Regions from separate parts of the Homo sapiens genome. Here regions 2, 3 and 4 are each linked to region 1. The links are chromatin contacts, found by Hi-C or POLR2A ChIA-PET in ENCODE. All regions are on one chromosome and are shown on one strand. The core of a region is the stretch at or near the end of the contact, and the rest is flanking DNA. Distances in the headings are between cores, read along the strand shown.

Evidence for each region. Hi-C counts contacts between places; a loop is a spot of excess contacts on that map. ChIA-PET counts read pairs that join two places held with the same protein, here RNA polymerase II (POLR2A). Pooled maps may share reads with other maps.
Region 2: a loop to region 1 is called in a pooled map, with 2.5 times the contacts of the local background. The contact joins the promoter of CIART here to the promoter of CERS2 in region 1. A Hi-C loop is called at or near these places in 5 of 50 pooled maps. POLR2A ChIA-PET finds 5 or more read pairs at or near these places in 2 of 52 experiments (activated naive CD4-positive, alpha-beta T cell and endothelial cell of umbilical vein).
Region 3: a loop to region 1 is called in a pooled map, with 5 times the contacts of the local background. The contact joins the promoter of LINC02988 here to the promoter of CERS2 in region 1. A Hi-C loop is called at or near these places in 4 of 50 pooled maps. POLR2A ChIA-PET finds 5 or more read pairs at or near these places in 5 of 52 experiments (A673, B cell, OCI-LY7 and 2 more).
Region 4: a loop to region 1 is called in a pooled map, with 2.9 times the contacts of the local background. The contact joins the promoter of SNX27 here to the promoter of CERS2 in region 1. A Hi-C loop is called at or near these places in 2 of 50 pooled maps. POLR2A ChIA-PET finds 5 or more read pairs at or near these places in 2 of 52 experiments (HepG2 and T-cell).

Annotation. Positions count from the first base shown.
Region 1 is chr1:150,973,428-150,976,131 of GRCh38, reverse strand. CERS2 (ceramide synthase 2) reads left to right here and starts at 1,297. Exons shown (of 11, transcript NM_022075.5): 1 at 1,297-1,513. RefSeq lists silencers at 993-1,432, 1,453-1,942, a cis regulatory region at 2,118 and enhancers at 2,046-2,190, 2,148-2,704.
Region 2 is chr1:150,280,774-150,283,858 of GRCh38, reverse strand. CIART (circadian associated repressor of transcription) reads right to left here and starts at 1,305. Exons shown (of 5, transcript NM_144697.4): 1 at 226-1,305; 2 at 1-54. The coding sequence starts at 591. It overlaps LOC124904414, which reads left to right and starts at 1,677. Exons shown (of 2, transcript XM_047438213.1): 1 at 1,677-2,198. The coding sequence starts at 1,843. It overlaps C1orf54 (chromosome 1 open reading frame 54), which reads right to left. Exons shown (of 6, transcript NM_024579.4): 6 at 2,943-3,024. RefSeq lists enhancers at 623-1,564, 1,921-2,000, 1,039-2,239, 2,321-2,430.
Region 3 is chr1:150,159,174-150,161,979 of GRCh38, reverse strand. LINC02988 (long intergenic non-protein coding RNA 2988) reads right to left here and starts at 1,252. Exons shown (of 4, transcript NR_135098.1): 1 at 1,170-1,252. PLEKHO1 (pleckstrin homology domain containing O1) reads right to left here. Exons shown (of 6, transcript NM_016274.6): 6 at 1,915-2,806. The coding sequence ends at 2,457. RefSeq lists silencers at 503-572, 2,273-2,322 and enhancers at 1,183-1,492, 2,623-2,806.
Region 4 is chr1:151,610,270-151,613,313 of GRCh38, reverse strand. SNX27 (sorting nexin 27) reads right to left here and starts at 1,264. Exons shown (of 12, transcript NM_001330723.2): 1 at 802-1,264. The coding sequence starts at 1,112. LOC124904420 (a long non-coding RNA gene) reads left to right here. Exons shown (of 2, transcript XR_007066622.1): 1 at 1-123; 2 at 915-2,797. RefSeq lists a silencer at 909-1,348 and an enhancer at 1,389-1,488.

The sequences.
Region 1 (2,704 bases), core at 48-2,547:
GTTAGGAGTTAAGACCAGCTTTCTAGGAAAACCATGTTGCATCTTCCAACAGTAATTACTTCTGAAACAGTAATTTTACCACACGACTCAAGGGGAAAACTTTTTTTTTTTAAATTTATAAAGGAGTTGGGGGTCTCGCTATGTTGACCAGGCTGGTCTTGAACTCTGACCTCAAGTGATCTGCCCACCTCGGCCACCCAAAGTGCTGAGATTACAGGCATAAGCCACGGCGCCAGGCCAAGGGGAGAACACTTTTTTTTTTTTTTTCCTGAGACGGAGTCTCACTCTGTCGCCCAGGCTGGAGTGCAGTGGCGAGATCTCGGCTCACTGCAAACTCCACCTCCAGGGTTCAAGCGATTCTCGTGGCTCAGCCTCCCGAGTAGCTGGGATTACAAGCGCGAGCCACCGTGCCCGGCTAATTTTTGTATTTTTAGTAGAGACAGGGTTTAACCATGTTGGCCAGGGTGGTCTCGAACGCCTGACCTCAGGTGATCTGCCCGCCTCGGCCTCCCAAAGTGCTGGGATTACAGGCGTGAGCCACCGCGCCCGGCCGGAAAACACTTTTTAACACGAAATCGAATACGGATAAACGTGGTGTCATTTGAAAACTCATACATTTTACAAAACAAAAGTTGGGGTGGCTCTTTCAGACAGGGCCGCCGGGTGTGCGCAAGTTCGGGTTTGCTCTTCCTTGCCACGGGGGTAGGTCCCGTAGCACCTAGGTGGAAAGGCCGCGGCTTTTACGGCGGGGTAGGCGAGGGTCGCCCGAGTGATCGCAGGCTCCGACTGGGTCTCGAGGGTCGGCTGCTTCGGTCTGCCCTGGAGAGGTTTTCAGCTTCGGCGCGAGGCACTTGGGCAGGATCCCCGGGCTGCACCCTCCTCCGCCCGCGCCCCGTGGGGCTGGAAGTGGGAATGTGCCCACCCTGGCGGGGACCGGGGGCCGCACAGCAGTTGGGGGTGGGTGGGGGTGGGTAGGAGTAAGGGGACAGGGACACCGCCGCTCGGAGCCCGGGACCCCGCGGCATCCAGTGCGTCTGTGTCGGTCCCAGTGGGAGACCTCCCACCCCGAAAAGAGACCGAAGTGGCGGAAGGAGCCCGCACCCGCCTCCCCAGGTCGGCGGTTTCTCTAGCGCAAGGTGACGGGCGTGGACGCGGCTGTGGGGCCGGGAGCGGAGGGTTGGGGTCTGGCCTCCCGCGCCGGGGCGAAGGGGCAGCCGCAGCGCAGAGGCCCGCCCCGCCCTCCCCTCCCGTCACGCCCAGCCTCCCGGCCCTTGGGCTGCTCGCGGCCTTTTTTTCCCGGCTGGGCTCGGGCTCAGCTCGACTGGGCTCGGCGGGCGGCGGCGGCGGCGCCGGCGGCTGGCGGAGGAGGGAGGGCGAGGGCGGGCGCGGGCCGGCGGGCGGGCGGAAGAGGGAGGAGAGGCGCGGGGAGCCAGGCCTCGGGGCCTCGGAGCAACCACCCGAGCAGACGGAGTACACGGAGCAGCGGCCCCGGCCCCGCCAACGCTGCCGCCGGGTGAGTCGGGGCCCCCGCCCGGCGCCCGAGCCCCGCGCGGGGGTGGGAAGGGGCTGCGGAAAAGTTGGGAGCCCCGGGTGCCGCTTTGTCGCGGGGCCGCGGAGGGGTCGGGCTGGGAAGGCCGCGGGGCCGGGGCGAGGAGGGAGGCGGCGCTGGCGGGGGGCGCTGCGGGCGCTCATGGCGGCGGCCGCCGGGTAAGGCGGGCGCAGCGCCTCAAGGGAGCGGCCGGGGCCGGCGGGCCTGGCGCCGCGGTGTCCGCGGCAGCGCCGCCCTGAGCCGGAGAAGCTTTCCCGGGCAACAGGTAGGGCGGAAGGTGGGGACGCGGGGGCTGCGGGCGACGGGGCCGAGCCGTGGGCTTCCCTTTGTTGGGGAGTGGAGGAGCTTGGTGACCATTGGCGCGAGAGCCTCCACCCTGGCAGCGGCCCGCGGGGTTGCCCTGGCCTGGACGCGTCCTGTGGCTTGGGTGGGAGGAGAGGGGAGGGCCCTGCCCCGTTTTCTTCCTACCGGCCCACCGTGCCCACCTCGCAGGCGAGGTCAGAGCTTCCATGTGCTTAACGGGAAACAGGAAGGAGCGGCCCGGAGCGCCTGCCCCGGCCCGGTAGGGCTAAGGCATACCGTTATGAGGTGTGGATGGCTGGCAAGGGAGCTCCTGGTGGAACTGGCTTTCTGGGCCGTAGCTTGTTAATCACTAGAGGCCCGTGGCAAGTGGGTTGACTGCAGGTGTAGAGCACTCATCTTTAGCCTGCAGTTGGAGTCTCTCCCTCCCTAAGCCTAGCTCCTGGCATCAAAACCTGGTTTCAGTCACCTGAGTTGCCAGGCCCAGGTTCAGGGGGTTCTGAGGATCGTGGCGAATGCAGTGAGCCCCTGTTCCTGGAGAAGTGAGTCCGAGCAGGCCTCCAGCAGGCAGTCACCCCCATATCTGTGCTGGGGCAGGGGTGGGTGGCGGTTGCTGCCGCATACCGGAGTCGGGATGACCGCACCGGGGTGTGAGTGGCTGCACATGTAAAGGGGCTCCTAAGGGTAAGGACTTGCCTGCAGTCCTGTCCCTGAGGACCTGGCGCTGACCATACCGTGATCTGCACAGTCTGTTCCAGAGAGGGATCCTTTTCTCCCCTGGTCCCCCACTTCCCTCACTGGGGCCTCTGGCCAGATTTTCCCCTGGGAGGAAGGGCCTCCTTTTACCCCTGTCAC
Region 2 (3,085 bases), core at 56-2,555, 690 kb after region 1:
CAGCCCATTGAGTAGGTCTGTGAGAGGAGGTATAAATCCTTGGAGTTCTTTACACTGTAGGAAAATAGGACAAAGGCTGTAAGAAGACAAAAAACTGCCCACACCAGCAGTGGCTCTTCCTTCACCTCCAAATCTGGGAGTCAATACTGTCCTCACAGGGTCCTTATCAACCAGCTGGGTGCTAAGGCACTCCAGGAGAATCTCCTTTCACCTGCTTTCTCTTACCTTCTGGGCAAACAGCAGGTCTCCCTCTGTGGTACAACCTTGGGTGTTTAGACTGGTCTCCAGTTCACCATCTCTTGATCTTTTCGCCCCAGATCCTGCCATAGGAGAAGCCGAACCCCGCTGTTTCGGATGAGATGGTGTATGCTGGTTACCGGAAACCTTCGATCGATGCCTGCAGCGGATAGGACCCGGGCTGGGCCGTGAACCTCCCCTCTGCCCAACAGTGTCTGGCCTGGGCCCATGGGCCCCCTTGTCCTCCCTCTCACTATCAGAGGGGAAGCCAAAGTCACTGTTCACTGGGGAGGTGGGAAAAGACGAAGAGAGAGAGTAGGAGGAATAGGAAGAAACGCTAGATGGAGAATCCATAGGTCCAGAAGCAGGGGCTATAGAACAGCTCCTGGAGTACCCAAAGATCGGAACCTGCAACTGAAGAGCAAAGCGAGGGAGTTTGAAACCAGAGTTTAAGGATTAGGAAATGAACTGGGAGATTGGGGTGTACTGCGTGGGATAATACTTGTTCTCCCCCTCCCCAATATTACCGGTCTCAAACACAATAGAAAAAGACATTTCTACCCCCACCCCCGCCCATTAAGAGCTTGGGATTCCCTCTCTGGCCGCCGCAGAGCAGCTCTCGGTCTGACGCGGCCTCCGTTCTTTTCTTCCCTCAGTTCAGAGTAAATACCGACTTGAAAGACACCTTCCCCTCCGCCCGTTGTTCGCCAGGGCTATTCGCCAGCCTGAGTCCGCAGCAAGCCTCTCCACCTGAGGCCATGCCACCCACAAGCAGTCAATCTGGGCACGCGAACCCACCTGGTGATCCTACGGGAACCGCCCCCATAGAGACTGGCCTCCTGCCCTCTCCCAATCTTTCAAGATCAGGATCCCTGCGCCGGTCTCTCTGGGCTCGCACCTGCCACGTGATGCAAACCCTCCCAATACCAAGATCTGCATTCAGCCCCCAAATCCACTCCCAAATACTCCCTAACAGCTCGCTTTGTCCTCCGAATCTCCTTACCTGTTGTCAGCCGGCTCAGCCCTGGCTCGGTTTCCAGCTCCTTCGCCGTCTCTCCGGGTCTATCTACCCACCTCCGCCTCTCTCAGTGGGCCCCGCCCCTTCCCCCCCCTCCCAGACACGTGCGGCCCGGCACGTGCCTCCCCCTGCTTACACAGATCTCGCGCCCTCATTGGTTGTGTCGCCGGTAACACGTGACTCTAGTTACTGAAGTCCATAGCCCATTTGCTACAGTACAAAGGGGCTCAGCCAGTAGAGAGGCAGCCAGGTGATGATTGGCTGTAAGGGAAGCATTCCGTGCTCCTCCCCTACATGCGGCTGCTGGAGAGGACCCGGTGATGAGAAAAGGAGGAGGATGGAAAAAGAGTGGAAAAGAAGGGAGGGGAGGAAAAGGGCGGAGCCCGTGGCCTTAAATAGGATGGTGATGCGCCAGAGATGCGCGGTTTGAGTGTTCAGAGATTGGTTGTGCTACTGAAGGCGGCGGACGTGGGACCCCCGGTTCCGTCTCGGGAAGTAACTCATCTGCCCCCTCTTTGAACACCTCCGCTCACGAGCGCAGCACGTGGAAACCGTCAGTGATTTGTGTCTGCAACGTGTGTGAGAGAATGGAGGTGTGTGACACGGTATATTCTCCTGCTCTCGGCGGCCCAGCCCTCGTGACTCTCCGGTCTCTGTTTCACCTCCCCCACCCCTTTCTCCTCCAAGTTGGGTGCCTCCTGCCCTGCTGGGTGAGGAGGGTGGGGATTGCAACCGAGAACACCGCGTCCTTTCTGGCTCCCGCTGGGGCGGCTCCTCCATCCCTTTTCTTACATAACCTACCACGCACGTTACCAGCTCAGATGCCAGCCCGCCACGACGCTAGAGGTCAAAACGAAACTCAGTTTTTCCTGACTTTTTTATCCAGGCTTCTCGGGCCCGGCGTCCTAAATTATCTGATTCCAAGCACGGGGAACAGAATGGGGTAGGTCCCTGATCTCCTAGGTTATGGTTTTGTCCAGCTTCAGTCCCTTCATTTGTCCGCTGGAGAAGATTCGAAAGACTTTGAAGGAGGGGAGGGAGGCAAGTCCAGAGTTTAGAGAGTCTCAGAAGTAACTGGGACGTTACTATTGTCGTTGCGCCTTGCATTTTGAGAGTACAATGGAGAGGAGAGCAGGGCCCAAGGACTGTGAGCTGGTTGAAGATAGGACGTCGGAGAGACCGCAAGGGGGCAGCCCAATTCTAATTAGGGTCCCGAGGATAGCGAATTAAAAAAAAATTTAAGTGAGTTTGTCCCTGCCATAATTACCAACTGCAAAAGGCACATTGTTGGACAGAGGTGTGGGTAGGGGTGGGTAGGTGTGAATATTTTAAGTCTATTCTAAGTAGTTTTTGATATTTTACCTTATGTTTTAACAATGTGCTTATTCTTATAAAAAGAAAAAAAGATTCTAAAACCTCAACCTCGTTTCCCCAAGCACACTGTTTCAACACCATACTTAATAAAATAAAACAAGAGAATTACCAATATGGACTGTGAATAAACCTGTTGTCTGTGGGTGCCCTTCTCCAGTCTTCTCCAAACTGCAGGTTTATTCAGTCCATAATGCCCTCTAATTCAATTGTCACCCACCTCCCCTTCCAATCTACGCTTGCTGCCTCTAAATCCTGGCGCTCTCTTTAGTTGTGACTTTAGAACAGACTCATGAAGGAGTAGATGGTAACCAGATTATTTCACTTATTATTTATTTTATCTTCCAATTTCCTCTTGCCAGACTCCCATCCAAAGAGTCATAGCAGCCTTCTTCCACCTAAAAAAGCAGAGAAAGAAAGAAAATAAAAGGAGTCAGGAGACCCGAGAAACCCCTTCAT
Region 3 (2,806 bases), core at 3-2,502, 810 kb after region 1:
AGAAGTAACAGAGTTAGAATTTGAATCCAGATCCATCTGGTTTCAAAGCTGGGCTCATTTCACCACCCTAGGGCCTGGATGTTCCAGTAACTGCTGGAGAACTGGAAGCTGTTGGTTTTAGAGCCTGAAGCCCAGGAGCACAGTGCCCAGCTCCTCTCTTACTGTTGTGAGGTCCCCGATCTTTCTTTTCTGCTTCTTTCACCTGTCATTCTCCTCTCTAGTGTCTCCCTCCATCTTCTGGCTCCCCTGGGAGCCACAGATAATTGACATGTTGGGATACACATGTCATTTGTGCTTTTGTCTTTTTTCATTATGTGGGAGCAACAAGGAAGAAAAAAAGAAAAGGAAAAATGCTGGTAAAATACAAAGATAGAGACTTGTAAAAAGAAAGCATAATTCTACCTTAGACTTCAATACTTGTGACAATGGATGGCTCTGCTGACCATGCTTAGGGCTGTGGAGAGTGCAGCTATTTGAAGGACAGGAAGTCTGGAAGCCTGGGTTCTCACCTCATACCCCAAGAGACCATAGAATGACATGAAGGTGGCACTCTTGCACACTTTCCCTCACTCAACTGGGATACACATTCTTCAAGGAAGAGGCTAGGTAACTACAGTCTAGAGCTGGGGACAATCTCCATGACAGAGTGGCAAGGGACTAGAGAGAGCAAGAATTCCTCTGCCCTAGGGATGGTTTAACAGCAGTGATAAGGTCCAGAGAAGAGCTGTGAAGGAAAGAGATGATTTCTGGAAAGGGGACAGAGGCCCCCATTTTGCTTACATGGGTTGTAGGAGTGACGTTAGAGCAGAAGAATGCGGACTGAAGAATCTGTTTCTCCCACAGGTTTTTCCCCCGCTTCCTCCTATCCCATCTTCCTATAACATCGGGGCAGCGTCATGGCCAGGTCTACATGTAACTTGGCCCCGTTTCCTCCCCCTCCTCCCCTTACCTCTAGTGAAGCCCCGCTGCTCTTGGAGGATCAAGCAGCTAGCAAGGCACACTTCAATGTGGCTTTTAACCCCTCATTTACTTGATTCATGAGACTCTGTCCCCTTCTTTCCCAAAATCAAATTATTCCCTTCATAGCTCTTCTGGGGACCTCACCGTTACTAAACCTCATCTCACACACTTCCAAGGAAAGAGTGAACAGTGAGTTGTGTGGGACCTACCACAGACAAGAATGTTGGGAAGCCTGGCAACTTCAGAGGTGGCTGGGAGGGTGGTGGCGTGGGCATCCAGATGCTTTTCTAAAGTGGGGACTTGCTTAGTGATGGAAGAGGTTTGAGGAAGGAGAGGGGGAGGCTACAGGAAACCTCAGCATGGCTGAAAGAGGAACTTGGACAGATGTTTGGTTTTCCCCTTCATCCTACCCAGCTTGCATCACACACCAGTTTCATTCTTAGTTCAGTTCTTCTGTGGGGTCTGTCTCTAGTTCCCCTGTGCTAGGGCCCTGAATCAAATAATGAAACTAGTCTCATCCACTCAAGGTTGGATTTTTTTTTTTTTTTTGAGACGGAGTTTCGCTCTTGTTGCCCAGGCTGGAGTGCAATGGCACAATCTTGGCTTGCTGCAACCTCTGCCTCCCAGGTTCAAGTGATTCTCCTGCCTCAGCCTCCCGCATAGCTGGGATTACAGGCGCCCACCACCATGCCTGGCTAATTTTTTGTATTTTCGGTAGAGACTGGGTTTCATCATGTCGGTCAGGCTGGTCTCAAACTTCTGACCTCAGGTGATCCACCCGCCTTGGCCTCCCAAAGTGCTGGGATTACAGGCGTGAGCCACTGCGCCCGACAAGGGTGGATCTTTGAGTCAAGGTTGGGAAGGGTGTGGAAGATGAAGGGAAGAAACACCTCATGTAAGAAAATCCAGGCAGCTCGATCTCAATGAGAGACTGCTAGGAATGAGAAGCCAGTGTCTGGCTGGGGAGATTTTAATTCCACAAATCCTCCTCAGGGCTGGGATAAATTTCACTTCCATGTGCACGGACAGGTGACACTGGCCTCCACATCCCTACAACTAGAGTTGGGCAGCTGAAACTTCACCCTCAAACTGAAGGCCTGGGGTGGGACATAACAGAAAACATCCTCATCCCCCTCCCGCTCTAAGCTTAGAAGCCCACTGTATCCTTGGGAGCAGCAGTGGACTCCCTGTGCCGTCTTGGGGGCGGGCGGTGTGTGGAGTGGTCAGACTGTGTCTTTACCGTGCCTTCTCTCTCTCTGGCTGGGTAAAAACTTCCTGCTACTGCTGCGGGGTCACTTCCTCAAACCTGAGGGGCATACGAGGGGCATATGGAAAGTAGGTGGGGCAATAAGGGTTGTAGTGGGGTCAGGCATCAGCAAGAGCAATGAGTTCATTTTTGTTTTCTTTTTTTGATTGAGGTAAATAAAAAAGCTTTATCCAGCAACACGGAGATAAGAGTCTGTCCAACCCGACAAGTTCCAGACCCCACCCTGCCCTCACATCAGGCTCTTCCGGTACTGACTGTGCGGGGTGGTCTGTCTGAGGTGGGAGTCCGGGGTCTGCAGGTCCATCTGTCTGTACAGGTCTCTCAGCTCCCTGACCTCCTGCAGCACCCTCTTTGCCTGGCTCCAATTCGATGATGCCTCTCCCAGCAGCCGTTCCGTCTCCAGCAGCAGCTGCTCTGACTCAGAATCCGGCGGAGACCGAGGGGGGTCCTTGGCCTTTCGCTTCCCATCTCCCAGTCCCTGAACCTCTGCCAGAAGCTCCTGAGTCTCCTCCAGTTTCCTTGCTACCAGGTCCTGGATCCGGGACAGCTGCCCCGGGTTGGGGAGGGCAGGGGTTGGGG
Region 4 (3,044 bases), core at 15-2,514, 640 kb before region 1:
GGTGTGCTGATGGAGACGCTAGATTCCAAATTAGGGTGTGATACGGGGCCAACCGAGAAGAGAAACTACGGTGTCAAATCCCACGCCCCCCACCCCAAAGGCATGCAAGGGTCAGAAAGCAAGGTAAACTCTTGGAGTAGAAATACAAAAAGGAGGGGAGGAAAGGGGCACACGGTGGGATGGAAAAATTTAGGGGCAGCGTAACCATGAGGAGAGGGTAACTAAGGAAAGAAAAAGGAGACGAGCGGGGAGGGATGGTGTTTCCGGAGGAAAAGTAGGAGCAGACCAGAGGTCCTGCCTACTTGGTCTGGAGGGCAGAAGGGGCAGTCCACGGGGGCGGAGGGGAGTGGTGGAGAACGAAACTGCGATGCTGAAGATGAGAACTTGGGGGGGACACGGTACTGGCTGGATCAGAAAACGAAACGCCGTCAGTAAGGAGCAGATGAGGTTCCTTCTGAGCAAGACGAGGGGGAGTGAGGAGCAGAATGCAGCACGCCAAACGGGAAGGCAAAGGGGCGGAGAAGAGCCCAGAGTAATCGGGGCACAGGGAGGAGCACTGGGGGCGCAAGGGCATCAGCTGGAGACGACGGGGTGGGAGACCGGCGTCGCAGAAGCCCCGGGGCGGGTGGTGGGAGGGCAGCCCACAAGGAGGGGCCCGGCTGCGGAGGCCTGAGGGGCGGGGGTCCGGAGGCCGGCTCGGAGCTCGGGGGAGGTGCGGCCTGGGGGTGACAAGGGTAGCGAGGAGTGCAGGGGCAGGAGGGGCGCGGGGAGGATGGGGCGGCGGGTAGCCCCGATACTCACACCTCCAGGATGCGGTCCCCCTTGCGCACCCCGGCCCGATCGGCCGCCCCCCCGGGCAGCACGGCGCTCACATGCTGCAGCGGCGCGTACAGCTCCCCGTTGATGCTCCGCAGTTGCCCGCCCTCGCTCACTTGGCCCCGCACGTTGAAGCCGTAGCCGGACTCGGACTTGACGATGCGCACGACCCGCGGGCCGCCGCCTCCCCCGCCGCCGTTCCCGGCGCAGTGGAGCCCAGACCCCCCGCCGCCGCCGCCACCTCCGTTCCTGTGAGGGGCTGAGGGATGAATCCCTTCCCCGTCCTCGTCCGCCATCTTGCGAGCAGGCGAGCCGTACCCCCGCCCCCTACGCCTCCAAGGCCTCCCGGCGCGTGCTCGCCCTGCCTGGCAGCCGGACGACCCCCGACGCGCGCGCCCGATCCGCCGGCCGCGGGACCGACTCGGCCACCGAGCTGCTGGCGCGGGGTGAAGAGGAGGCAGGGGGCGGGCGAAAAGCGGACAATCGGGCACCGTGGGGCCTCCTGGGAGATGTAGTTTATGGGTGGCGGGGGCGGGGAGCGGTCTGGGCCTGGGCCTGAGCCGAGGTTATAAGACGCAGTTCGGAAGCAAGGCCTGCCGGGAGTTGTAGTTTATCTTTCATGCTGGGTTAGGAGTTTGATCTGCTGGGTGGGGAGAGTATAACCCAGCACCCAGCGTGGTAAAATGATTCAGTTCTTGATGCGGACCAAGTTTTTCGCCCCCCCCCCTTTCATTTCATAACCTCTAAAAAACAATAATGTTAGAATAACTTAACGTTTGTGATTCAACACAGTCTTAAATTATATCAACTCATTTTTTGGCACAGTAACTTATATGTTGACCAGGGCCCAACAACCTGTGAGGCAACCGGATCACGATTAGCTTCCCTATTTTACGTTATTAGGAAACAACCTTAGAGTGCTCAAAGTCATCCAGCTACTAAGTATCAGGAACTAAGGCCCAGTTATTGTGCAACTTTCTTGTCCTGTATTGCAACTACAGTCATGTGCCACATAAGGACATTTTGGTCTACAATGGACTGCAAACACGAGGGAGGCCCCCTAAGATGATAATGGAGCTGAAAAATGTCTATCACCTAGTGGCACAGTAGCCACCATAAGGTCATAGCACAAGCATTACTCACATGTTTGGAGTGATGCTGGTGTTAACAAACCTGCACTGCCAGTCATGTGAAAGTATAGCACATATGATTATGTACAGTACATAATACTTGATAATGGTAAGAACTATGTTACTAGTTTATGAATTCACTGTAGTTTTTATCACTATTTTAGAGTGTACTCCTTCTACTTTTTTTTTTAAGTTAACTGTAAAGCAGCCTCAGGCAGGTCCTTCAGAAGGTATTCTAGGTATTCTAAGTATTGTGATTTTTTTCCACGTATTCCAAGTATTGTGTTTTTTTGTTTTGTTTTGTTTTTTTGTTTTTTTTTTTTTTAAGATGGAGTTTCGCTCTTATCGCCCAGGCTGGAATGCAATGGCACGATATCGGCTCACCGCAACCTCTGCCTCCCAGGTTCAAGTGATTCTCCTGCCTCAGCCTCCCAAATCCCTTGCGATTAAACGCATGCGCCACCATGCCTGGCTAATTTTTTGGTATTTTTAGTAGAGACAGGGTTTCACCATGTTGGCCAAGCTGGTCTCGAACTCCTGACCTCAGGTGATCCAACCACCTCAGCCTCCCAAAGTGCTGGGATTACAGGTGTGAGCCACTGTGCCTGGCCCCAGTTATTGTTACCATCAGATGACAGCTCTGTGCATGTTATTACCCATGAAGACCTTCCAGTGAGACAAGAGATGGAGGTGGAAGACAGTGAAATTGATGATCCAGATCTGGTGTAGGCATAGGCTATGTTTGTGTTTAAGTCTTAGTTTTTAACCAAAAAAAAAAGTTTAAAACATAAAATTAAAAATTGCCTTAAATAGAAAAAAAGCTTATGGAATAAAGATATAAAGAAAGAAAATATTTTGTACATCTGTACAATGTGTTTGTGTTTTAAGCTAACTGTTATTACAAAAGAGTCCCCCCAAATTTTTAAAGGCTGGGTGTGGTGGCTCATGCCTGTAATACCAGCACTTTGGGAGACCGAGGTGGGAGGATTCCTTGAGCCCAGGAGTTCAAGACCAAACTGGGCAACATAGTGAGACCCCATCTCAACAAAAAATAAAAAATTAGCTGGTGGCTGAGCGAGACTATATCTAAAAAAAAAA